Linked DNA regions of Homo sapiens: regions 2 and 3 are each linked to region 1. A link is an interaction called in ENCODE POLR2A ChIA-PET data of the cell type or tissue named here. Cell type or tissue: CD4-positive, alpha-beta T cell. All regions are shown on one strand. Region 1 overlaps LOC124907896 (a long non-coding RNA gene). Region 2 overlaps EPC2 (enhancer of polycomb 2). Region 3 has its middle 29 kb from the start of EPC2.

Region 1 (4,000 bases):
TTCCCAGTGGATTGCCTTGCATCATGGCCAGGGTGTGTGCATTCAACTTTGGCAGTCTTGGCCTGAGTGACAGAATACTGGAAGGTCCTAATAAGCTTCTCCAATGAGCATAGGCAGTGATGGAACCAAACCATCAAAATGAGCTCTTCAAAGAAGAACCCAGGTTTTCCTCTTCAGCTGCATATGATCAATTCTAATTAAATGGTAAAGGAAAGAAGAATAGAAGGAAAGAATTCTTGAAAATCTGGTAACTAACATGGAAGCTGTGCTTTATATCAGGTTATGTGAGTAATCTTGATCTGTCTACAAGCTCAAAGTTTCTATCCAAATATATTTATCTGGATCCGAGGCAGGATCACTGCCAGGCTCTGTCACCTGCTCAGGAGAGTCACCTACCCAGTATACAAGGGGATAACCACAGGGCACACCGAAGCCATTGCAGAACTTCCCAAGCTTGGGTCAGGCCTCCTGACTCTACACACGCACGTGTACTCCACCCATTCCCAGCCTCCCAGCTTTCTTGACAAGTACCCAAGGAGGATGGTTCTTGTCAACTCATTGATAAGGTCATGGTATTGTGGAGCAGGAGCTAACCTGTGTTCTATTTTCAGCTCTCTTGTTAGCTGTGTGAGCTTGGGCAAGTGCCTCACCTTCTCTGAACCTGAGTTTTTGCATCTGTTTAGGCCATGATATTACCCTGCCTACCCCACAGTGTTATCACGAAATTCACATGAACACACATATGAAGGTGCTTTGCAAACACTGTACAAGTGAAATTGTAAGGTATCCTGACTCATGTGCTAAGGCCTTTTCAAGGCACAAGGACAAATGTTTCCCAGGGATCCTATAGTTAGCCACTCTGAGGCATTTTCCCTTAGGAGCCCAGCCCTGAGGGAAACTGGCTCATGGCAGATTTTTAATCCGAACCCAGAGCTCTGGAGGCTTTATAATCCTAAAGACTAAACCAGGTGAACAACAAAAACATCCATAAAGCAATTTGGGTAAATTTCCATGCTTCCAGGTAATGCCTAGGTTTCTAAGGGGTTGCATTTGTTTGTTCAGTCATTCAAGAATTTATAGATCATCTTAACTCTGAGATAAAGTGAAAAAAAGAGCTCATGTTCCAGCAGATGAGAAAGACATGGAAACAGTCATTGCAAGACACTGACAGGAGCCACAAACCAGGTATGCATTACAATGGGCTTTGGAACACTGGGAGGCTTAAATAAATCGAGTTAAGTGACTTATGAAAGAATAGGAGTTCAGGCATGGCCAGCAGGGGCAAAAGACATTCAAGAAAGAGGAAAAGAAGTGCAGAGATCAGGAGTGGGGCTGAGGGGTAAGGAGGGGTAGAGAACAGCATGATTTTCTGGGAACTGTAAGGGATTTAATAAGTCTTGAATGTAACATAAGGAAGAAGAGGGGTAGACAGTAAGCATAGAAAGTAAGCAGAAGCCAGATCATGGTGGAAGTGGGGTGGCAGCAGGTCTCCCAAGCCAGTAGAAAGTGGAAAAGGGCAGGTGCTCTGCCCTCAAACCCACCCCATTTTCCATAGGAGGACCAGGAAGATATCTGGGAAGAAGAGACGTACCTAAAAGAAATTTTTTTCTTGAAAAGCCATTTATGCCATGTACTGGGCAACATAAACTCCCTTTGTGCCTCCAAAAATCTTTAGAGAAATTTCAAAAAAGTTATGATGTGTGTGGTATAATTGCTTTTATTGTTATAGCTAGTTTAGAGGCTGAATTTTGTATTAAGGATAGCTCAGAATCAGCTCATGCTGATAAAGAGGGAACTGACCTCTGAGTTTTTAAATCATGCCCTGTAATGAATAGTTCATGTTCCTGACAAAGTAATCAAATTCATTAACTAGCTTTAGTCCTAGTAGGAGCCCCTTTATTTCAGGAATTGACATCAAGCCTAATCTGTTCCAGGAGGAATGAATCTCCTCCATTGAGCATATGCTTACCAAGTGCCTATCACACTTACCATATACAGATATGAAGAAACCTCAGTAAGACTAAATTCTATATTGAGGGACTGTTCACCTTTTTTTGCCCACTCAGGATACCAGGCATCTAATAGGAAGGCTGGGCCCATTCAGTCCAGATTTATAACAACTCCTCAAGGAATCTGTGAAACCAACTGCAAGTACTTGTTGAGACTAAGCCAACATTCTTTGCAGTAAGAACCAGAGAAATTTTATTCTCTGTGCTTAACAACAAAGGACTTCAAGAATTGCTTCTGTCTCTCCTTCATGAGAAAAGTGGCTGGCAATCACTCTTAACCTGTCTAGTTGAAGGCATAGCTCTGGTCTGATCTAGGTCACCATTGGGCTTCCTGTGCTGTCATCTGCTGCCTCTTGCCGCAGATTCCTGGTGGTATGTCTCAGCCTTTGCATGAAACACAACCATGAAACACTAAGTGCCAATCATTTCCTATAAACTGCTTTGATTTCCTCCATGAAGCTCTTTTAAAAAATCTGGTATTGTGGTATTTATAGCTTCCTGTTTCTGCCACCTACATATTCTGATGGTTGTTGTGCTTTCTCTTTGGAGATAGATAAACATTCACAGCACCAAAGGGAGTAAGGGCTTTGTACCTTTTTTCATGGAAAGAGTTAGTCATATTTAGATTGAAGTTATAGCTTAAAAAGGAGCCCTCGTTGTATAGAAACATGGATGCCATGACACCTCCAGTGCAATATTTTTAAGCCTCTCCCTGCCATTGGTCACTTACATAGTACTGTTAAATCACTCTGTGGAATATTGTTTCTATCTTCTAGAAGCTCACAATCTATGTCAGAAGATTAGACATGCAAGTGTCTGTTGAAGTAGCTGGAGAGTGAGGCAGGAGGAGTGGAAGGATGGCCAGCAGCATGGAACCCACAAGGGGAGATTTCACAGAGGAGCCTCAATGGTGTGGGGGGTCAGGAAGAAAAAGGACCAGACAGCTGTGAATTTTGTTTCCAGGACATAAATAGGGGATTTCTAGCAAATACACCCAGGTGAGTGTGTAGAACGGGCAGTCAGATGCAAGGGGTAAAGGAGGCGGAGAGGGAGCAAAGCCATCTAGAAAGATTGTTCCTTCAACATGTGCAGTGAAAGAAATCATGGCAAAGGGAAAGCCAGGATTAGGTTGTTTGGCAGGATGCTGCAGTAGGCATACTCAGGGGCTTCTGCTCTACCTGCTCTCCCTTCTCACAATCTACCCCTACCCACATGCCTGCTGAGTGGAAAGGGAATTGGTTATCCCAACGGTTATTCCAATCTCCTGGCCTTGGGTGATTGGACCAAGATGAGCACCTGATTTGAGGAGGGCCAACCTAAGTTTCCAATGACATGTCACCTGACTGACTGGCCTCAAAAAGATGAATATGGAACAATCAGATTCGTTCTCATAGGAAGCCCAAACCAAGAGGCACAGAGAGGAGATGCCCTTCAGGAATGGATCCTTGAGATGAAAATCAAGTTGATGAGAATAAAGTGGCTGTTATCAGGTCGTGTGTATGCATAAGTCATGGGGAACCACAGGAAGTAGCTGGGAAAGAGAGAACAACAGATACAGGGAAGAAAGTGGAGAAGCCGGGAATGAGAAAGAGCGATCACCTCTAGCATTTCCTGTATGCCAAGTGCTGCACTAAGTCCCTAAGTCCTTTACATTAAATTACCTTATTTATTTCTCATAGCAATCTTATGACATGGATGCTATGATTATCCTCATTTTACAGATAAGAAACCAAGGCATAAACATAGTGTGCCCAAAATGACTCTTGGGAAAGCCATGATGTATACTAAATAGACTGGCTCCCTATTTAGTTTTTTTTTTTTTTAGTTTTATAAGTGCTTGCTTGTAGCCACCATGAATTACCACCTCTCAAAAGGGAGATGAGATAGAAGTGATCCCTGAAGCCATCTGACACCCAACCTTTCCTAAACTCAGGTACTTAGAGTTATTGGATTTTCCAGAGATCACCTGACCTCATGATCCTGAATGGGTT
Region 2 (4,000 bases), 130 kb after region 1:
GATGGACTAAAGAAACAGTGCTGCTTGATTATTAATCAAGTAATGCATAGATTTTACTTAATTTTGGCTTAAAGTGATGGGTCACTTTCTGTAAAAGCCAAGTACTTGGAAGAAGATTGTTTATACATTATAGGTGCTTGGTCAGTAGGAGTTTATTTGAAATAGCCTAGCCACCTTGCAAAATTCATCAAGGCTTTCAAAATACCTCCCACAAAAATTTCCAAAGATATAGGTCAGTGATTCTCAAGCTTTAGCATGCTTCAGAATCACCTAGAGGGCCTGTTAAAACAGAGATCAGTGGGTCTTATTCCTCTTAGTGTCTGATTAAGTCTAGAATAGGGCCTGGGAATTTGCATTTTTAAGAAGTTCCCAGGTGATCCTGGTGCTGCTTGTCCAAGGACCCAACTTTGAAAACCAGCAGTTTGAGAGGTAGTATTGTAGTTCTTATCTTGGCCACACACCAGAATATCTAGGATGCTTTTATAAAGTACACTTAAAAGCTTTATCCTAGATCTACCAACCAAATCACAAGTTAGGGGTGATTCTGGATTCAGTAGAATTGATTTGTCTAGGTAGAAAAAAGGGATTGGCGTGTGTGCCCATGATCCATGCCTTTCTGCCTTACCATTTTACCACACCTTTCAGGGCTTCTTTCCTTGTGGTCTAATTTATTGGCTTTCAAATGTTTTTTTGACTATCACTCATTTTGTGTGTGTGTGTGTGTGTGTGTAACTGAAATAAAGTGCACTTTGACAGACATATCTATATTACACATATACCAATACAGTTGATTTTCATTATTCGAGATAGTTATGTTCTGTTATGTTGCCATGAGCACGAATTATTTAATACCTAAGCCATTGCTCCAAGGGACATAATAGGGTTAAGTTCTCGCTAGACCCTGGTCACAACAGTTTCATCTGCTGATCAGTTTGTAACTTTGTTTTATGTATGTTTCTGTTTTTAAATTGTGTATTTAAAATACATTGTTGATTCATTGACATTGAACTCACAGCCGGCAGCATTGTAACTCATGTCTGAAGGAAGCTTATGTTACACATGTATTTTCTCCATGAGGCACATGACAGTCTTCTTGTGCTGAGGAACACCGGACTGCACTTCAGCACCATACTCGGGGGCACCTTTAGACAGTGAAATTACCCACAAAAGGCATAAAAATGTGAAAAACATGGTACAAGTAGAACATGAAAAGGATGCTTGTTTATAGTATGAGAGTTGAAACAAGATGTCAGAGTGTCACCTTGTTTGACCTCAGCTGGGAGTATATGTCAGGTGGGCAACTCAAATATTTCACTGTTCTGCACGTGTCTGCAAGTGACTGAGAAACTGTCACAAATAAAATTTAGCAAGTAGGCGAATTTGCAAATAGGGAATTTGCAAGTAATGAAGATTAGCTGTGTGTGTGTGTGTATATATATATATATATATATATATGCATTTTTCCCTTTTCAGTTCTATTTTGTTAAAAATAATTTTGGTCATGAGCTACTAGATTGATTTCATGATTCACTAGTGGTTCAACTCACAGTTTGAAAAACGCTGCTTTACTTAATTCAGCGACATGGGTTATATATTACTTACTACTTATGCAATGATAAGTGATAAATGATATTAAACTATATATGTATGTTATATAGTTTATTTTGTATGATTATTATAGTTTTATTATTAAAAGATATATATGTATATCTTTTCCCCCTTTGTGTAGTAAATATAGAGTTTAGTCTTGATGGGGAACTTGGGTTTTGCAGGGTATATCCTCAAGTTTGTATTTGTAATAGATCATTATTGGATGGACTGTGGAGGCAGTGCATGGGTGGTGGTGGTGGCAGAAAACTAGAGACAAAACTAGTTATGAGTTTACTGAACTGTGATTTCTGACTGCATTTTCAGCAAATTTATGGCAGAATAAAAACAATTCGGATACTTTGTGGATTAAGGAGTTTCATTTAAATCTTCATCTTATGTCAGGGTTTCTTAACTGAGGTCTTTGGTGCCTAGATAGACTTAATGGAGTCTGTGAACTTTCTGGGTTTGTTTTGTTTTGTTACCGCAGTTTCATATGGATGTTTACCACTTCCCTTCCAGAGAATCATCAGACCTAGAGTAAATGACCCTGATGACTCATTAAGGAGGTTAAGAATCACATTTTAGTTGATAATGCAGATTGCTTTTTTAAAAAAAAATAGTTAATCTTCATTGCATGTGAATCACAAAGGTTTAAATTTTCTGAGAAATCTGAGGAGGTATTTTAAAGTTTTAGACTGAATTTATACTGATGTGAAATGCAGAATTTTACTTATTGATACTTTGTTGTTTGTGGAAACATATTACTGATGAATAGAAATGTATTGAATATAAATAATATTATTACATTTAAGCACTAAAGTAAATCTAGATATTGTGACTAGGCACTCTGGCTTATGCTTGTAATCCCAGCCTTTTGGTAGACTGAGACAGGAAGATAACTTGAGGCCAGGAGTTTGAGACTAGCCCAGGCAACATAGCAAGTTTCTACACACAAAAATTAAAAAAAATCTAGATACCATTTGCCTGTATTGCAGTGGTATTGTGTTTAGAAACAGTGGCATAAATAAAAGTTGCCCTTTATTTACTGTTAGGACATTAACACAGCACAGGAAGGTGCTGATTCTGTAGAGTAATAAAACAGTACAGATGGTCGTTGGAAAGGTACTCAGCCACCTAAGCATATCTTGAGGTAGTTAATTTCTCTGTAAACTAGAAAAATGAAACCCCAGATTGTTTACATTATATTCTGTTTTTGGAAATACCTACTCTTCCATTATAACAATATCATGTGTGTTCATTTGTAAAAAAATTCAGAATATGCAGAAAAAGTGTGAAGAAGAAAACACAAATCCCTTAAATTTCCACATCTCTGAGATATCTCTGTGGTTGACCTTTGGGTGAATGTACATTCTTCCATACTTTTTTTCTATGTAATATATTTGTATGTGAATAGGTCTATGTGTGTAAGAGAGAGAAAGAGAAAGAGAGGTTTGTTTTTTAAAATCTATTTCAGATTGAAAAATTTCAGGAAAGAATTTCTTTAGCTCCTTTTGAGCCATCACTTCAGTTATTGGATTAGCTTTATTCACTGTAGCCTGAGACATGGGCGTTGTAAGAGAATGGCAGCTTGTATTGGGTCACTGGTCTAAAGGGAGCTTGAGAGGAAGGGATAGTCATTTTCCAAAACAAGAGAATTTTAAATATAGATATGGTCATTAAAGAAATTCTTGTGTGCTGAGCATCAATTCTTATTTGTTATTACTGTAACTAGTTAGTGGTCTGGTGTATATGTTGACTGTAATCTATTCAGTTCCATATTGAGGGAAATTGACATATCAGTCAGAGTTTTTTTTTTTTTAAGTCCTTAATAAAAAATGCTTTTGGTTTTTGAATTAAAGTTAAGTAGATTTCCCCCTTCAAGTTAATTACCTCATTTTTTCCTTAGAACTTTTGTAGTTTGTTCTAGTATACACTGCGTTGTAGATCAGTATATTCATTCAAGTGGATATCCAGTTGTCTAAACATCATTTAAAAAAATAATCTTTTCTCCCTGGTATGAGATGCTACCTCCATCCTATTTGAATTTTTTTTTTTAGCTCATTTGGTGTATATTTTAACTTTTAATTTTGTTCCCTTTAAATTTTCCTTCAGAATTTTTTTTGTGTGCAAGAAACTGTTTAAATCATTAATTGTTTTATCTTTTCAAAGATAAGATTATTAATTGTTTATTATCTTATCTTTTATCATTTATTTTTATATCTGGTAGAGCTAGTCACTTCCCCTTACTCATTATTCTACTTTTTCAGAGTTTACTGGCAATTGTTTCTTATTTTTTCATATGAACTTTATCATTGTTTTGTCTAACTCCCAAAAATAATGTTGGCAGTTTTACTGGGATTCACCATACATTTATAAATTAGCTTATAGAGAATTGACATCTTTATGATGT
Region 3 (4,000 bases), 91 kb after region 1:
AATAGGAACTGCCTCATTCATTGCCTCTAGGTAGGAGACTGCCCAAGACTGCCATGGGCTGAGCATGGTGGCTCATACCTGTAATCCCGGCACATTCAGAGGCCAAGGCAAGAGGATCTCTTGAGGCCAGGAGTTCAAGACCAGCCTGGGCAACATAGTGAGACCCTGTCTCTACTGAAAATTTTTTTTAAACATTAGCCATGTGTAGTGGTGTACACCTGTTATCCCAGCTACTGGAGAGGTTTAAGAGGGCGTATCACTTGAGCCCAGGAGTTGGAGCTTACAGTGAGCTATGAGCTTGCCACTGCACTCCAGCCTGAGCTACAGAAAGAGACTGGTTGTTAAAAAAAAAAAAAAAAAATAGAGACTGTCATGCTTTGAACCACATGACTTTATTCCTAGTTTACAACTGGCTGTACCCAAGGTCAATCAATCCTCAGGATGGCCAGCAGTATAGAAAAAGATAAACAGGACCATCAAATTCTCTCCCAGAAAAAGGATGAGAAGATACTTGGTGCTATGGTTGGAGATTGTTTGTTTGGTTCTGCCTAGTCCCATGGTGAAATTTGATCCCCAATGTTAGAGGTGGAGCCTGATGGGAAGTGTTTGGGTCATGGGGGCTGAACCCTCATGAATGGCTTGGTAATGAATACATTCTTGCTCTGTTGATTCCTGCCAGCACTGATTGTTAAAAGGAGCCTGGTGCCTTCCTCCCTCTCTCTTGTTCCCTCTCTCTTGACACATGACACACTGGCTCCCCTTTGCCTTCTGCCATGAAACAGTCTGAAGCCCTCACCAGAAGCAGATGCTGGTACTGTGCTTCTTGTGCAGTCTGCAGAACCATGAGCCAAATAAACCTCCGCTTTTTATAAATGACCCAGTCTCAGGTATTCCTTTATAGCAATGCAAATGGATTAAGATACTTGGTGAATGAGGCAGGGAGAAGCAAGCTCTGGGGCTGAAAGGGTATATTGAGAGAAATTGTGACACACAGTGGATCAACACGTGGCCAGAGAAGCTAAAGGGAAACAGAAACTCTGAGTAAGATGAGGAAGCAAAAACTATGAGAAAGCAAAAATAATGAGGTGGAAGCTCAGGCCCACCAAGCGTAGCTGGTTGTCACATGGATGGCAGCCTACATGTGCGGAGTTGGACAAATTCCTCTTCTCCCTTTTACCTGACTCTACTCCAGTTCCTGTTCTTCCTGTGGCTAGGATATGTGGCTTTTCCTGGGTTCCTAAATGTTTTAAATCACCAGCAGCAGGAGTAGGATAAGCACTGCTCTCAGCACACATTTTTTGAGATAACTTGAATGTGTCTCTGTCACTGAAACTATTTATAGTGTTGTTTTGAATGATGTAATTGTAGCAGGATTATAGCTTAAACACACACACAGACACACACTCCTTTTTTTGTGCCTGCTTCCTGCATGTGAGGGAAGTGAAGTGGTTGTTATGCTTATTCATTTACACATAACTTCTGGAATTCCACTCATACCCCCCAAATACAGGCCATGACTCAAAAGTGCCCCGGGCACATTCTTGCTTACTTTTCTCGCTAGCAAGTGAACAGGTGAACAGACTTATTTTGTGGGTCTGCAACAGCTTCAAGGGATTTGGAGTTCATTGATCCCAAATAACAAGAATACTTTGCAGTAACTGTCCTCCTAAGTTGATTTTATTCTGATGAACTCTTATCAGTGAGTGGTTTTTCCCTAAAAATAGTTTCTAAAAGGGCTTACACAGTGGCTACCTCCCTAGCAAGAAACAGAATGTATAAATGGAACATGCATCTAATTGTCAGACCCCATCCTCAGTTCTTTTGTGTAATATGAAAAAGAAATGTTTTAAAGCAGTCAAGATATTTAGCTCTAAAAATTAGCCAGTAAGAAGCTACTTGGATAAAGTTAAGTACGTTTTTTTTTTCTTTTTACAAACCTCCCTTTGAAATAAACCAGACAGAGGTTCCTTTCACTTCCATGGGAGTTTTCAGCAAAAGGAGAATGGAAGACTTCATAAGCTCTAAACAGCCTTGGAGGCCATTCATAGACTTCCTAGCATTCTCTGCCATTTCCCAGTGCTAACGGCCCTGAATGTAGCTTCTCACTATCGTTATTGTCCCTCTTGGGCACTAGCCTGGCAGCTGAGCTCTCTGAAGCTTATAGCCTTTGGAGTATGGGAAGAAGTTACCAACAGACACAGTCACAGGCTGCACAGAGAAGAGATGAGCCAGGAACTGGGGCAGTGGGAAGATGAAGAACATAGGGCTATTTTCACACCCTCCTGAATCCCATTTCCTGTTTCCTGCGCCTGCTGCTCCTATAGCAAGTCTGCAAAAAACCCCTGGGGTGAGGACACTCAGAAACCATCCAGACATGCACAGATTTCTCTGCCTCTGCCTCCAGAAACAAGACCTACATAGCCTGCTGCTTCTTCAAAATGTCCTCCTCATACTCTGTTGCTGCTAGCATGGCACTGGCTTGGCTTCAAGAATCCTGTCTTTTAGGGGATCAGAGGCAGATTCTGATATCTGGCCAGTACTCCACATGCTAGTTTACTATTTCCTCTGCTAGAAAATCCTCATCCTCTTCAGGTTCCTATTTTCTCACAGGTATGATGGCATATTCTTTTCTAATTTCATTTCTCTCTTTGAAAGGGTAACAGGTATAGCTTTTGGAGTGCCCCACCACCATCTCCACCAAAACTTCCTTCATTGTTCTGCCAGCTCTGAGTGAATTTCCCAGATAACCTTTTTGGTAAGTGTTCAAAATAACTCAGGACAAAAGATCCTAAGAGTAATCCTAAAAAGATCCTAATTATATTATACCTAGGGAAATACCCTAAAAGTGGGATCTCAAGATGTCAATGCATAAGTCTCTTTAAGAACTTCAGTAATGTCCATCCCTGATTAACTCTATTATAATAGCTGAACAAATCCACACAGATCCAGAGGGAAGTCCCCATTCTTTGCCTGTCTTCTCTTCCCCATAATATGGCCCCCAATCTCAGATCTCTGTGCTATTTGAGATTAGAGCTAGGATGGGCTTTATAAGTAGGCTTATTTGAAAAACAAACAAACAAAAAAACCAAAAAGATGGGTTTTTTTTTTCATCAACTACAAATTATAATCTGGGAAACTTTGAAAAGACAGCTACATTTGCAATATATTGCCCTCCCTGTATTAGCTAGGAATGCTTTTGAATACAAATCACAGAGATATAATTGTAGTTTAAACCATTATTATTAAAGAGAGGCAGGTCCAGGGTTCAATCAGTGGCTCAGTGATGTCACAGAAATAGACACTGTCTACTATTCTGCTCAGACATCCTCAGGGAGTTGGTTTTTTTCCTCCCTGCCTGTTGCCTAATGGTCACATGGCATCATATCCTCAAATCAAAGTGGATGGACAGAAAAGGGCTCAAGAGCTTTCTTCTAATAGGAGTCTGTTTCTTTTATCTGAGAATGAAAGCCAGAATTCAGTCATATGTCCATCACCAGTCCAGTCACTGGTGGAGGAGACTCACATTCCTGTGACTGACTAGAGCAATCACTATCCATTCCTGGGGCTGTAAATTAGGGTTTGGCCCCACCTTCCTTGAAATCAAGGAGTCTAGTTCTTTCATGAGGGAAAAGGGGTAAAGGTGGCGGGGGGGGAGGGGGGATGAGGAATGGTTGTTGGGTAGGCAGCCAAAAATGTCTCCCATAACCACCAAACTTGCTGATACCTGGAATCCAATCCCATAATTTTTTTCACTGATGCTTTAACCCAACAGAGGCTCTGCCCCAGTGAAAGAACACTCCTTATATTTTTAAAGACATTTATATCCCCAAAATATTTAGTTCATCACATTTTTAGAACAATACCAAATAGGAAATTGAAAACCAAGAGCGAAACATACATTATCATGAGCAGTGGTGATGCGCTTGTAAATCTTTAGCCACTAGCTGGGGACGAACCCTGATTTATGACTGTTGATTTTTGTGGTGTAAATTTTCCCACC

What was found. Peaks named below come from ENCODE experiments on the same cell type or tissue, not always from the same donor. Only the 100,000 strongest peaks of a DNase experiment are listed, where the experiment ranks them.
Region 2: POLR2A ChIA-PET joins it to region 1 with 5 read pairs; 3 of 35 experiments call an interaction of 5 or more read pairs at or near these places.
Region 3: POLR2A ChIA-PET joins it to region 1 with 6 read pairs; 4 of 35 experiments call an interaction of 5 or more read pairs at or near these places.

Annotation. Positions count from the first base shown.
Region 1 is chr2:148,522,274-148,526,273 of GRCh38, forward strand. LOC124907896 (a long non-coding RNA gene) reads left to right here. Exons shown (of 2, transcript XR_007087259.1): 2 at 1-4,000. Among named protein-coding and RNA genes, the nearest start is that of EPC2, 120 kb to the right of the region's middle. RefSeq lists an enhancer at 921-1,458. In CD4-positive, alpha-beta T cell, no CTCF peak of the experiment used is centred here; a DNase peak (open chromatin) is centred at 2,368; H3K27ac peaks cover 3,315 bases.
Region 2 is chr2:148,657,178-148,661,177 of GRCh38, forward strand. The region is part of intron 1 of EPC2 (enhancer of polycomb 2); the gene reads left to right. Among named protein-coding and RNA genes, the nearest start is that of EPC2, 14 kb to the left of the region's middle. In CD4-positive, alpha-beta T cell, no CTCF peak of the experiment used is centred here; DNase peaks (open chromatin) are centred at 1,244 and 2,094; H3K27ac peaks cover 494 bases.
Region 3 is chr2:148,613,464-148,617,463 of GRCh38, forward strand. No RefSeq gene overlaps it. Among named protein-coding and RNA genes, the nearest start is that of EPC2, 29 kb to the right of the region's middle. RefSeq lists enhancers at 348-953, 955-1,084. In CD4-positive, alpha-beta T cell, no CTCF peak of the experiment used is centred here; no DNase peak of the experiment used is centred here.